Linked DNA regions of Homo sapiens: region 1 is linked to region 2. Evidence: chromatin contacts called from ENCODE Hi-C or POLR2A ChIA-PET data. All regions are on one chromosome and are shown on one strand. The core of a region is the stretch at or near the end of the contact, and the rest is flanking DNA. Distances in the headings are between cores, read along the strand shown. Region 1 holds the start of CD44-AS1 (CD44 antisense RNA 1). Region 2 overlaps CD44 (CD44 molecule (IN blood group)).

Evidence for each region. Hi-C counts contacts between places; a loop is a spot of excess contacts on that map. ChIA-PET counts read pairs that join two places held with the same protein, here RNA polymerase II (POLR2A). Pooled maps may share reads with other maps.
Region 1: a map of CD8-positive, alpha-beta T cell shows a loop between it and region 2 (2.6-fold over the local background). The contact joins the promoter of CD44-AS1 here to the enhancer-like site in region 2. A Hi-C loop is called at or near these places in 9 of 168 maps with a recorded cell type or tissue (B cell, CD14-positive monocyte, CD4-positive, alpha-beta T cell and 6 more) and 10 of 50 pooled maps. POLR2A ChIA-PET finds 5 or more read pairs at or near these places in 10 of 52 experiments (BJ, CD4-positive, alpha-beta T cell, CD4-positive, alpha-beta memory T cell and 6 more).

What each region holds. Positions count from the first base shown.
Region 1 is chr11:35,212,238-35,217,808 of GRCh38, reverse strand. It overlaps CD44-AS1 (CD44 antisense RNA 1), which reads left to right and starts at 2,799. Exons shown (of 2, transcript NR_174965.1): 1 at 2,799-2,978. CD44 (CD44 molecule (IN blood group)) reads right to left here. Exons shown (of 18, transcript NM_000610.4): 15 at 2,895-2,957. RefSeq lists enhancers at 33-862, 2,370-3,569.
Region 2 is chr11:35,163,787-35,169,640 of GRCh38, reverse strand. All of the region lies in intron 1 of CD44 (CD44 molecule (IN blood group)), which reads right to left. Among named protein-coding and RNA genes, the nearest start is that of SNORD164, 3.8 kb to the right of the region's middle. RefSeq lists an enhancer at 3,553-3,612 and a silencer at 4,033-4,082. Within about 2 kb of position 2,945, at least 31 of the 41 ENCODE cell types and tissues checked have a DNase peak (open chromatin) inside an H3K27ac peak, as active enhancers do; they include B cell, CD14-positive monocyte, CD4-positive, alpha-beta T cell and 4 more, where a contact is called at or near this core.

The DNA of each region.
Region 1 (5,571 bases), core at 1,550-4,049, 48 kb before region 2:
TTTTTTTTCCTACCAAATGGAAGCCCACTGTAGAATCCTGAAGGCTGATCAATGGATGAAAATGGTGGGGTCTTAAATGAGAGCTTTCCTCATGGAGCCAAACTTTAGGCTGTGCACACTGAAATCTTGATTACAATGGTTATATGGGGACAGGATGGCTCTTGTTTATGCAATTTGATGCTTTTGTTAAAACTTAAAAGGGAGCAAAACCAGTTCCTACCAGACATCTGGGTGTTTCAACATCCCCTATCCTATGTTGACAGTGGCCTTTGACTTTACAAATCTCCAAAACAGTCCAAGGCCCTTTCCCTACATGCCTTCCAGTGTCCTTGGTGGTTGGCAGGTTTTCACCTGCCCAACTCATGGGACACTGGCCACCTAAACTGAAGATCTTTGGCCGTGAAAACTCCCCAGGAGGTACAGTCACTCTCACTGTTCTTTTTTTTTTTTTTCTTTTCTGACTCATAGAAGCCTTTGATATTTAAAAAGAGGCCATTAACGGATCATAATCACTTTATTTTGATTTAAAAAAAAAAAAAAAGAAGAAGTGCTCCCAGCAAGAAAAGATCTGGGTGTGCGTGCAGCAAGATGAAACCTCCTGTTTGAACAATAGACACCTGCTCAGAAGCCAAACAAAAGAGACTGGCTCCTGTCTGCTTGATTCTCACTTCAAGCAAAAGCCACAGAAGATGGATGTGAGATAGCAGGTCTTGCCTTGTGCCCTAGATGTCTACAAATCCAGCCAGGGTAGGACTGGCCACAGTAGCAAGTTCCACAAAGAGGAGCACTTGATATTCCTGTTGGGAGATGACATGTAATCTGAGACATATGCACAGAGATTGTTCAATTGGCTTCAATGGTGAGAAAAGCAGTCTAGCACAGTCTAAGCTTCCAAATTTTAATGTGCATATAAACCACCTGGGTGGGAGAGTGTAGTTAAAATGCAGATCCTGATTCAGTAGGTCTGGGTTGGCCAAGGATTCTGCATTTCCAACAAGTTCCTAGGTGATGTCCACTCTGATGGTTAAAGAATCATACTTAGAGAGTGGCTGGGGTCTCTTGGTTTTAGAGATCATGCCCCTTAATAATAACTCCCTACTTTTTCAGAGTACTTTCACACTTCTGGTACCCTGTCTTCCTCACAATAACTCTAGGAAGCAACTGAGGCAGATGATTTGATCTCCTTTTTACTAACAAGGAAACTGAGTCTGGGAAAGGTTAAGTGCCCTGCCTAAAGTCCCCAGTGAACCTGTGACTTCTGTCTCTATTTCAGAAGCATTTCTAATGAATCCCTACCTCCTAGTGCTCCTCCATAGAGAGTTATTGTGGAAGCCACCATGTAAATATCCATCTTCATATTTGTTTTCAATGTGTAAACATTTAAATCTGATGGTGAGCCTCACTCAAACTTGGGCATAAAAAGGGGAGACAATAATTGATATGGCTTAAATCATTTACATGGGGTCACCTGGATTTATGATGTTCAGGGAGACCACAGTAAGGCAGCACTGGCAGAACCTCCCAGTAGCCCAGCAGTAGAAGTAATTAGTAAACCTACCTCATGTCAGACTTTTGCAGTCTGGGGTAAGGTTTGTAGGGGTGTGATCTGAATCACAACAAACAGGAGTCTATTTAAGAATTCATGCCTGGGAGTAATTATGGTCATTATGGAATGCCTTCTCCAGACTGTGCTATGAGAAGTAATACAAGGCCCTCCAGGCTTGAAAGGTGGCTCCATCACTCTCTGGTCCTGTCAACTCTGCCAAGTTACTTACCTTCTCTGAGCCTTAGTTTCCTCATCTGTAACATGGGGATAATAATAGTACTTACCTATGTCACAGAGTTTATAGGATGACTGAATGAGTTCATACTAGATAAACTCTATGAATTTGCTGATATTAACCTGTTTTTTTGTTTTTTGTTTTTTGGTTTTTTTTGAGACAGAGTCTTGCTCTGTCACCCAGGCTGGAGTGCAGTGGTGCAATCTTGGCTCACTGCAAACTCTGCCTGCCAGGTCCGAGCAATTCTCCTGCCTCAGCCTCCTGAGTAGCTGGGATTACAGGTGCGCAGGACCACGCCCGGCTAATTTTTGTATTTTTAGTAGAGACAGGGTTGGCCAGGCTGGTCTCGAACTCCTGACCTCGTGATCCACCTGCCTCGGCCTCCTAAAGTGCTGGGATTACAGGTGTGAGCCACCGTGCCTGGCCGATATTGACCTGTTCTTGACCTACAATAATGGCAGTTCCATTTGGCCCAACCTAATACATGTAAAGTGTTTAGAAAGATGCTGCTGGCACACAGTAAATTCCCAACAAATACCAGTGATGATATCATGTGCCAGGATTATGCTAAATGCTTTACATGTATTCTATCATTTAGTCTTTGAAACAATGTCCTGTGACAATTGTTATTATTCCAAGTTTATTAGTTGAGAAATGTTGTCTCAGACCCTTTAAAGCATCTTGCTCAGTTAATATGCGGAGGGCTGGAATCGAACTCAGGCCATTTTTGCTACAAAGCTCAAGCTCTTAATCACTCTGGTGTAGTGCAAGGTTAAATTGGGACACTGCTTGAATTCTTCCTGAGGCTTTCAGATGCAAGGCTTTCCTCCAGAGCAGTAGCTCTCAAAGTGCAATCCCTGTCCCAGCAGTGTCAGTATTACCAGGGAACTGATTAGAAATGCAAATGCTTGGGCTCCACCCCAGACCTACTGAATCAGGAACCTTAAGGGTGGGGTCCAGCATTGTGGTTTAATAAGCCCTCCCTGCAATTGTGATGTATGCTAAGAAGGTTTGAGAACCACTTCTCTGGAGACACTGACTCATACTTCGTTGGTAGTCATCATTAGGCTCAATGATTATAACAGTAAATGACTAAAGCAGTTTTGAACTCACCATCTGATTCAGATCCATGAGTGGTATGGGACCCCCCACTGGGGTGGAATGTGTCTTGGTCTCCTGTAATGAGCAATCAGGAAGGTCAGTACTGCATGTTTTCACTTACACTCCCATCTGCATTTCTTTACCTTTGCATTCTTATACAGCCTATCACAAAGTTTAGTCTTTTTAAGGTATTCCAAAAAATGATGGCAAAACAGCCTTGAATGGGTCCACAATGTTAATTACCGTTCATTGCTTAATCCACTGATAAATGAGCTAGAACTTTAATAAGAATTAAGGAAACTGGGGCAGCAAAGGCTAAGAAGGATGACCACAGGAAGTTTTGTAGAAACTTTGTTTTGGTAGAAATCCAAGAACTGTGGTAAGGAACATGCTAACAAAAATATTGTGATATCTTTGCAGGTATGAGGTTGAGACTAGACATTGTACATTTTAAATAAGGACAATATGAATTGGATTATGAGAAACATAATCACTGCAAATGGGCATACTCTGGCTTAGGGCATGAAACAGAGATTTCTTGGCGGCAGGAAATTAGTATGCAATAAGGAATCTTGGGATTGAATGATGTAAAGATTCAAAGAGAAAGGTCAACTACTTATTTTCAAAAAAAATTGAAAATAAGTAAAAAAGGAAATGGTGAGATGATAGCTAACATTAATAATGTGTATTGGAATATGGGTATTATAGTAAGTTTAAAATAATTTTTTAAAGTTAAATCTGTAGTTTCAACATGACTAGTTAATATAATCCTAGCTTCTCAAACATCTATCACCAGAAAGCTTTAGATTAAGACAACCTCATGAATTGCTAGAATCTAAATCCATAGGTCAAATCTTGAATGCAGCATATTAAAACTCTCTCCCCCACCCACATTTTTCAAAAGCATACTGGAATCTTTTTTTTTTTTTAATCACAGGACAATGCTTACATAAAATGGCTACAGTTATCCATTATGAAGGCACCTTATAAGGAATCTATAGTAACCTGATCGTCACCATTTCCTTGATTAGAGAAGGTGGAAGCGGGTGACACTTAGTCACCTGTGTAACTATATTGAAGAGACAGATTGCTTTGTTCCTTGGCTGATGGTTAAAACAAATGAAAACAACATTTGCTGAAATGCCACACCAATACTCCCACTACCAAAATCACCATGACCGTCACCATCCCATCACCATCATTATCACCATCACCATCACCATCACCACCACCACCACTGCCACTATGATTCTAAATGCTTCAGTTCTTTTTTGGGGGACGGAGCCTCGTTCTGTCGCCCAGGCTGGAGTGCAGTGGCACGATCTCGGCTCACTGCAACCTCCAATTCCTGGGTTCAAGTGATTTTCATGCCTTAGTCTCCTGAGTAGGTGAGACTACAGGCACCTGCCACCATGCCTGGCTAATATTTTGTATTTTTAGTAGAGACGAGGTTTCGCCATGTTGGCCAGGCTGGTCTCAGACTCCTGACCTCAAGTGATCCGCTTGCTTCAACAAATGCTTTAGTTCTTAACATTAAGCGTAAAGACTGAGAAAAATGTATAGACATAAATGAGATTTATGTGGGTGAGTGTTTTTGAAGAAAACCAAGGATGAGAATTGGGTGACTTAATTGTCTAATCCATGGAGAATTATGGAAAATCTGTCCGTACCACTGTGGAAATCAGAAAGAATCAGTGTCTGTGAATATCAGTCTTGTAAAAAGCATTTGATTTACTAACATTAGGCTATAAGCATTCTAGGGTACTGTGACTATTAAAATTGCCATTTAAACTTTAAATTCATGGCTGGGCGTGGTGGCTCACGTCTGTAATCCTAGCACTTTGGGAGGCTGAGGCTGGTGGATCACTTGAGGTCAGGAGTTCGAGACCAGCCTGGCCAACATGGTGAAACCCCATTTCTACTAAAAATAAAAAAATTAGCCGGGCGTGGTGGCACACATCTGTAATCCCAGCTACTCAGGAGGCTGAGGCAAGAGAATCGCTTGAACCCGGGAGGCAGAGGTTGCAGTGAGCCGAGATCGCGCCACTGTACTACAGTGTGGGTGACAGGGCAAGACTCTTTAAAAAAAAAAAATTAAATTCATTGGGTTGCACAACAGGCTTTCTTTTGCCAAGAGAAATGAGACAGCACTATAAGATTTTCTGAAGAATACTGACAATGGTACTTGGAATTTTTAATAAATGAGAGCAGAACAATGCTGAATAAAGAACTAAGGAGTGTAAGGGGCTTTGTCTTGCCAATATTGCTGAAGTTAGCATTTTCTTAAACTGTTTTTCTTGAAGCTCTTGGGTAGGCCACCCAGAGAAATGAGGCCAAGCATGTGGCATTCTGAATTTTCTGTCCCTGCATCACAACCGTCATCTGTTTTACATATTGGATTCTCATGGAGGCTGAGGCAGGAGAATTGCTTGAACTCAGGAGGCGGAGGTTGAGGTGAGCCAAGATCGCACCATTGGACTCCAGCCTGGGCAACAAGAGTGAAACTCCGTCTCAAAAAAAAAAATTATATATATATGCACACATATGAATTCTTCTTTTTCTTTTTTGGGGGGAGGAGAGAAGATCTCTGCTCCAAAATTATGTATCTAAAGTCTCTAATCTTGAATATGCCTAGTGATTGTGTTACAAAGCAATTGAAAAACTAGTACTAGGAAGACAGAATCTGTTT
Region 2 (5,854 bases), core at 1,696-4,195:
CAACATGTGCTGGGAAGAGAGCACTGTGTAATTTTCACCCAAGTTGCCATTATCTACGTCTTCCCAAACTTTCCTGAGAGGTGAGTGGCCTGGTACTAGTATTGGAGCTGGGCTGCAAGGGATTTTCAATATGGAATCCAGGAGCTGGTCAATACATCCATGGACCTGTGAGATTATATGCAAGATTGTGTGTATGGATGTGTGTGTGTGTGTGTGTGTGTGTGTGTTTAGGTAGGGCAACATCTCTGGTTTTCATTGGTTTTCAAAGTCTGTGACACAACCAGGTAAAGAATTACAAGAAATTATTATCTTCAAGGTCTCTAGTAACCAGAAATTCCAGCATTCTGAAATTTTGGAACTTCTCTGTGGGCTTCGTTGACAACAGAAATGGTGTCTCCCTTCTTCACAATTATATTCCCAGTACCTAGTACAGCCTCCCATGGTAGGCAAATGTTGAATGAAATAATGAATTAATAAATGCTCTCTTTCTGCCCCCAACCCCCGACAGGCTGCAGTCTTATAGGGTGCAAAAAGATCACCTATCAGGTTCCTTTCCCACATCATATCTGAGGAATCACCAGCTGGTGTTTGCTGAGAATTCCTTATTGGATACTTAAAATGTCTTTAACCCAGAACTTTGCTTCTGTGAACATTTGCTGTTTTCCCCGAAAGCAAATGTTTCAGAGACCAACTTTTAGTTTTGTAACTGGCTTTGTCTGTCTGAATGTGCAAGCTATCATCTCAGTTACAGGACAGTATGTTCACATACCATCACAGGGCCATTTCTGAGGCCAGATCTCCTAGGGAACATGGCAAACACAGTACATTCCATATGAAGACCACCCAAAGACAACCTACAGTCATACTATGCCCAAAGAGAGGGCACTGTCAGTTCTCCAGACCAGACGTCTCCAGATTCTGCAAAATGAGTTAATTTGTTTTCTAACTTGAGCCACCCAGGTGTGCCTGATCCCTATTTGTCATCTCCTCAGGAGGGATGAGGCAGAATTAGATTTTTGGTTCCAGATTAAGCTATATGTAAGGAGAAGTTGCTTTATCATGAAGATGAGAATAAAGCCAGTTCCTGCTACTCAATGGTGTTCTAATTCCTGCAGCTCCTGGTCCATAACCACAGTGAGCACTCACTGAGTGCCTAGTCTGGGTTCAAGGTATTCAGCACTTTACACCTAATATTTCACTTAATTTTCCTAACAATCCTGTGTGGCAGGCATTTTTATTATCCCCATTTTACACAAGAGGTAACTGATTCATTGAGAAGATGTAAGTAACTTGTGCTAGTCACTGGGGGACCTGGGTTTCAGACTGGGCAATCTGGCTGATCATTTTCCAGTGTTAAATTCCAACTTATGCACAGGTCAGACACTGAAATGACAGGAAGCCCACTTACCCTTCATGTGATTTTTTAATAAAGTGTGGAGAGGTGATCATGAAAAGAGAGCCCTAGAGAGAAGAATTTGAGCTTATTGAATATTATTTTAAGATCAGAAGTCCCTTGATTCTGGACCACAAGATAGGGGCCTTTACCAAGGCCTGGTAAGGCTTCAGTGGAACAAACTTCACTAATGGAATTTTCACTCTCTCTCCAGAGAGGAGATTCTGAAGTCTTGACCTTGACTGGCTTTCCCCAGCAGTGGGCTGACTGCTTCTCTCTGATTCTGCCTGTTGGTCTTCCCATCATACTCTTGGGAATTTAGAAAGCCCAAACCTAGTCGTAGCCCCCAGGCCTCCTGCCCTTTACAGCCTGAATGCTCTCTCTACAATTAGGCAGGGCTCTTAGGAGAGGACTCCAGGACTTGGGGTTGGCCCAGGGTTGGGTCACCAAGGACACAGGCTGTCCTTGTGACATTACGAGATGTCTGCAGCCAAACCCAAAAATCTAGACTGACCAAGCTAAGGCTCCAGGTTGATGTAGCTGGAACATAGCTCTCTGGGTGGACTGCACCCAAAGTGATTGAGCTCCTGGGAGTCAACCACACACAAACCACTTGGGCAGCCAGAAGCACTGGTAAGCTCTCCAAATTTTTTATTTTTACAGTGTTTATCATTAAAAAGCCAGGATTCTATTTCTGTCCTCTGATTTGCTGAGCTCATGTCCAAAACAGATTGCACAACTAATAAATCTTACTGAGCTGGTTCTGATCAGAAGTAGGAAGGGAAAAGGACAAGGTTTTGTTGTTTTAAAGCATTATTGTTAATTGGATTATCTATTTTTAAAGCCAGGAGGCACAATGGGAAGCTTCTAACCAATTTCTCTTGTGACACAGGAGAAAATAAAATCAAGGATAGCCGAGTATGGTCCTCCAGCAAGTTAAAAAACAAAACAAAACAAACAAAAAACAAAAACAAAAACACACACACACACACACAAAACTCAGTGGTTCATAATTGCAGATTTCTGACTCCTACACCAGTGCTGTTGCTACTGATCTATCTTTCATAAGAGGTCTGAGCAAGCTGCTCTCAAAAAAGCCACAACTCACTGTCTTAATAGGACACGAAGAAGTCATTTTCTTCTTCATTTGTTCGAAGGCTTCAAAGCCCAGAAGTTTTCATCTGGGAGTCTTTCTAGCTATTGTGCCCTCTGCTGCCCCCCAGGCCTGCCAGTCTAGAAGGCTGGCACATCACTCGCCCCCATCTCCTGATGCCCATGTGATGGGCTCCTGGTGAAAGGGTGTATTGTTTAGCATCCACTTCTGAATGAGGCCAGAATCACACTTGGTGGCCGAATCGCCTTTGGCTGCCCAGTGCAGACCATGAGTCTTGAGTGACTCAGTCTCTCCCGGAATTGCCCTGGAGGCAGATGAGGGTTTAATGAGCAGAGAAAACAGTCATGCACAATCATACCCAGAGAATTTCCTCCAGAATGTGCCCTGGGTTGCTTTCAACTGAGCTATTCATCACTTGGCACTTAGAAATGCAAGGCACCCCAACGTCTTGGCGCCTGGCTGGACCCCCTGATTTCTCTGCCTTTTTTCCGTGGAGCCTGGAGCCTGTCATGGCAGTCAACGCTGAACCAACATGGAGGGGCCTGTCACATTGGAGAAGAATCCCAAGGGTTCTCCTAGCTGTTACCCTGGCCCTTCAGCCAAGGCCACCAAATGATCAACCCAATGCACAGCCTAGAAAGCTCTTGGGTTGTTTTGAGAGTTTGGAGAACAGTACTGTCCCTGTCTCCTAATGGGATGATGGGGACTTGGAGGTGAGGGTATGGAGAACTGTTTAACCCCCCACTCCTGGTCCTGGATCCAACAGAGTCTTTCTGGCAAAAGAAAGTATATGTCCCAGAACTGTTGCTTCACTGCACCAGAATTCTGTAACACCAAGTAGTCTTTGACGAGTGCGTCTTCAGGCAGAGAAACCACAGTACCCACCCCTGTGTGTTGCCATGGTGATCAGGAAATCCTCTGGCCTCACGATCTTTGTTTTCTGCTTTTTCGGATCTTATTGATTTAGCAGATTGACTAGCACAAACCCAGGATGTGGTAAATGAAATGAAAAAAGCATCTTGGGGCCCAAATAGGGTTTTTCCTCTTGCAAGTAGAAAATAAGGTTGGGCCACTTGGTTTTGTCATTGTATTTTTTTTTCTGGGTAGTTACAATGACTGATACATCACCTAATCAATATACAGTTTCTGCTAATGTCTATAGCTGGCATTTTGTGGAACTGCTTAGCTTTAGTTTGAGGGAAGACTTTCGTAACAGTTGAGGTAGGATGAGAAACTGTTACTCATAGGTAATATCTATATTTCAGGGCTGATTCATGGGTTGCTGACATGCTGAGATAAGCCGGGGGCCCCCATCTGGGAGTGGGATGCACTGGTTCTAGCCTAAACTCTGTTAATTATAAGCTAATTATGTGACCTTGAATAACTCCCTGTAGCTCCCCCAGGCACACCTTGCCTTCCTGCCACCCAAGATGAAATAAAAAGTTATGAAATTTTGGAGCTTGGGGGATAAAAGTGAGAAGGTTGATGTGCATACCTGGGACAGTATTAAAATCTCAAAAAGCTTCTCAGAAACCTCATATGAATTAAGACACATTGGGGCTCCACCCTCAGCAGAACCGAATGGATTAAAGTACATCAGGCTTTGCTATTCTTGCCACGTAGCAGTTTCCTTCACCAATTATAAAGCACTTTCACACCCAAAAGCAGCCTGTGAGGCCCAGAGGGTAGGTACTACAGACCCATTTAAAAGGTGAAGAAACTAATGGACATAAGTTTCACAGACTCAAAGTCTTACGGAGAGTTTGGTAAACCCAGATCTCAACTCAGATTTTCCAGTTCTGCTAATTTTCCCCATTCCCCTCTGGTGCTGCCTTTTCAACTTGGGTTGTCAACAGGCAAATGGGACCAGTGGAAGCATTCAGAGAGAAGATTGATGGTTTTCAGATGTTTCTTTCTCTCCCTGACATGATGTCTTAGGCACAACCACAGTATTTCAAGTGGTTGAAAATCAAGCTGAGCTAATGGGGGCTGGAGTGAGGGTGGAAGGGCAGACCCAGAGACTCAATCTACCAGATGCTCATTCTCTTCCAGCACCCACCCTACCCCATCAATTGTTCTGGCACCCACCACAAAGCCCTAAGAGCCTTGGTGGAAAAGTCTGGAAAATACTGTGGTAGGGGCCAATCAAAGTGACGATGGCCACCACTTAGTAAGTCCTGCAATAAACCAGGGGCTCCAAAGCATTTGGAAACCTAGGAGGGTAAATCATCCCATGCAACGGACATACAAACAGATGCTCAGAGCAATTAGTACAGCTCAAAGGCTGCAGCCCAAATGAAATATATTGTGCAAAAATGCTATCCATGAGCCAGGCTTAGTATTATCATTTTTGTATTCTTCCCTTCATTATTAAGAACACAAATATCTTGCAACTTAAAGTTTTTCATAAAGATTGTCCCTTGCTCACTCTGCAGAGGAGATAGCAAAGTTTGAGTTTCCAATCCTACTCTAAGGAGACTGGGCTGGGTAAATAGTGGACTTGGCCAGATTTATACAATCAAAAACTGCAGTTAAGACTTGTTGTCTTTGAAGATACAGCCATCCAGATGGAGAGAAGCAAAAGGTCACCACCAATTCCACCAGAGCCCAACTTCAACACACAGCCCACGGCATCTCCAAATTTGATTTTCTTTCCTCTTGCCTCTTTTAGCATCTCCTTAAGTGAAAAAGAAAAGATTCTGCAATGTATGGAGCTGCTAATTTGTGTCAGATTGTAGTCTATGTGCCTTAATAGATGCTATACCTTGAGAAGTCAAAAAATCACCCCCATTTCACAGATGCAACAAGTGAGGCTGAGTACAATCCACTCAGCATCCTGCTATGAATGTGGCAAGAGCCAGGAGTCAAACCCCAGGATAACACTTGGTTTCTGACATGAGTTAGCTAAGACTCAGTTTACCAAAGCTGTGCCTCTCTGCTTGGGATATGTGGATTCTCACCCTGGGGCATGAAATGTATGTGAATGGTGGGGTAATGGATGTGGCTGTAACACTAAGGCTCTGGCAGCTTCTACTGCTGAGCCCCCAGCTGGGTTTTCCAGTGATATTAACACTAATAGAGTACCTACTGTGTGCCAGGCTCTGTGCTCGGTACTTCACATGAACTATCTCGTTTCAATCCCACAGTAGTCACATGAGATAAGTACTATTGCGATCATTGAAACTTGATACATATAAGAAAACTGAGGCTGAGAGAGGTGCAAGTTTGCACCAGCAGGGGGTGAGGCAGACAAATCTCTTCTTTCTCAGGGGCCACATGCAAATGTCTCTCTCCTTGCTGCACCTTGACTTTAGGAGGGTACAGACAAGAAGCAGAATCATGCCTCT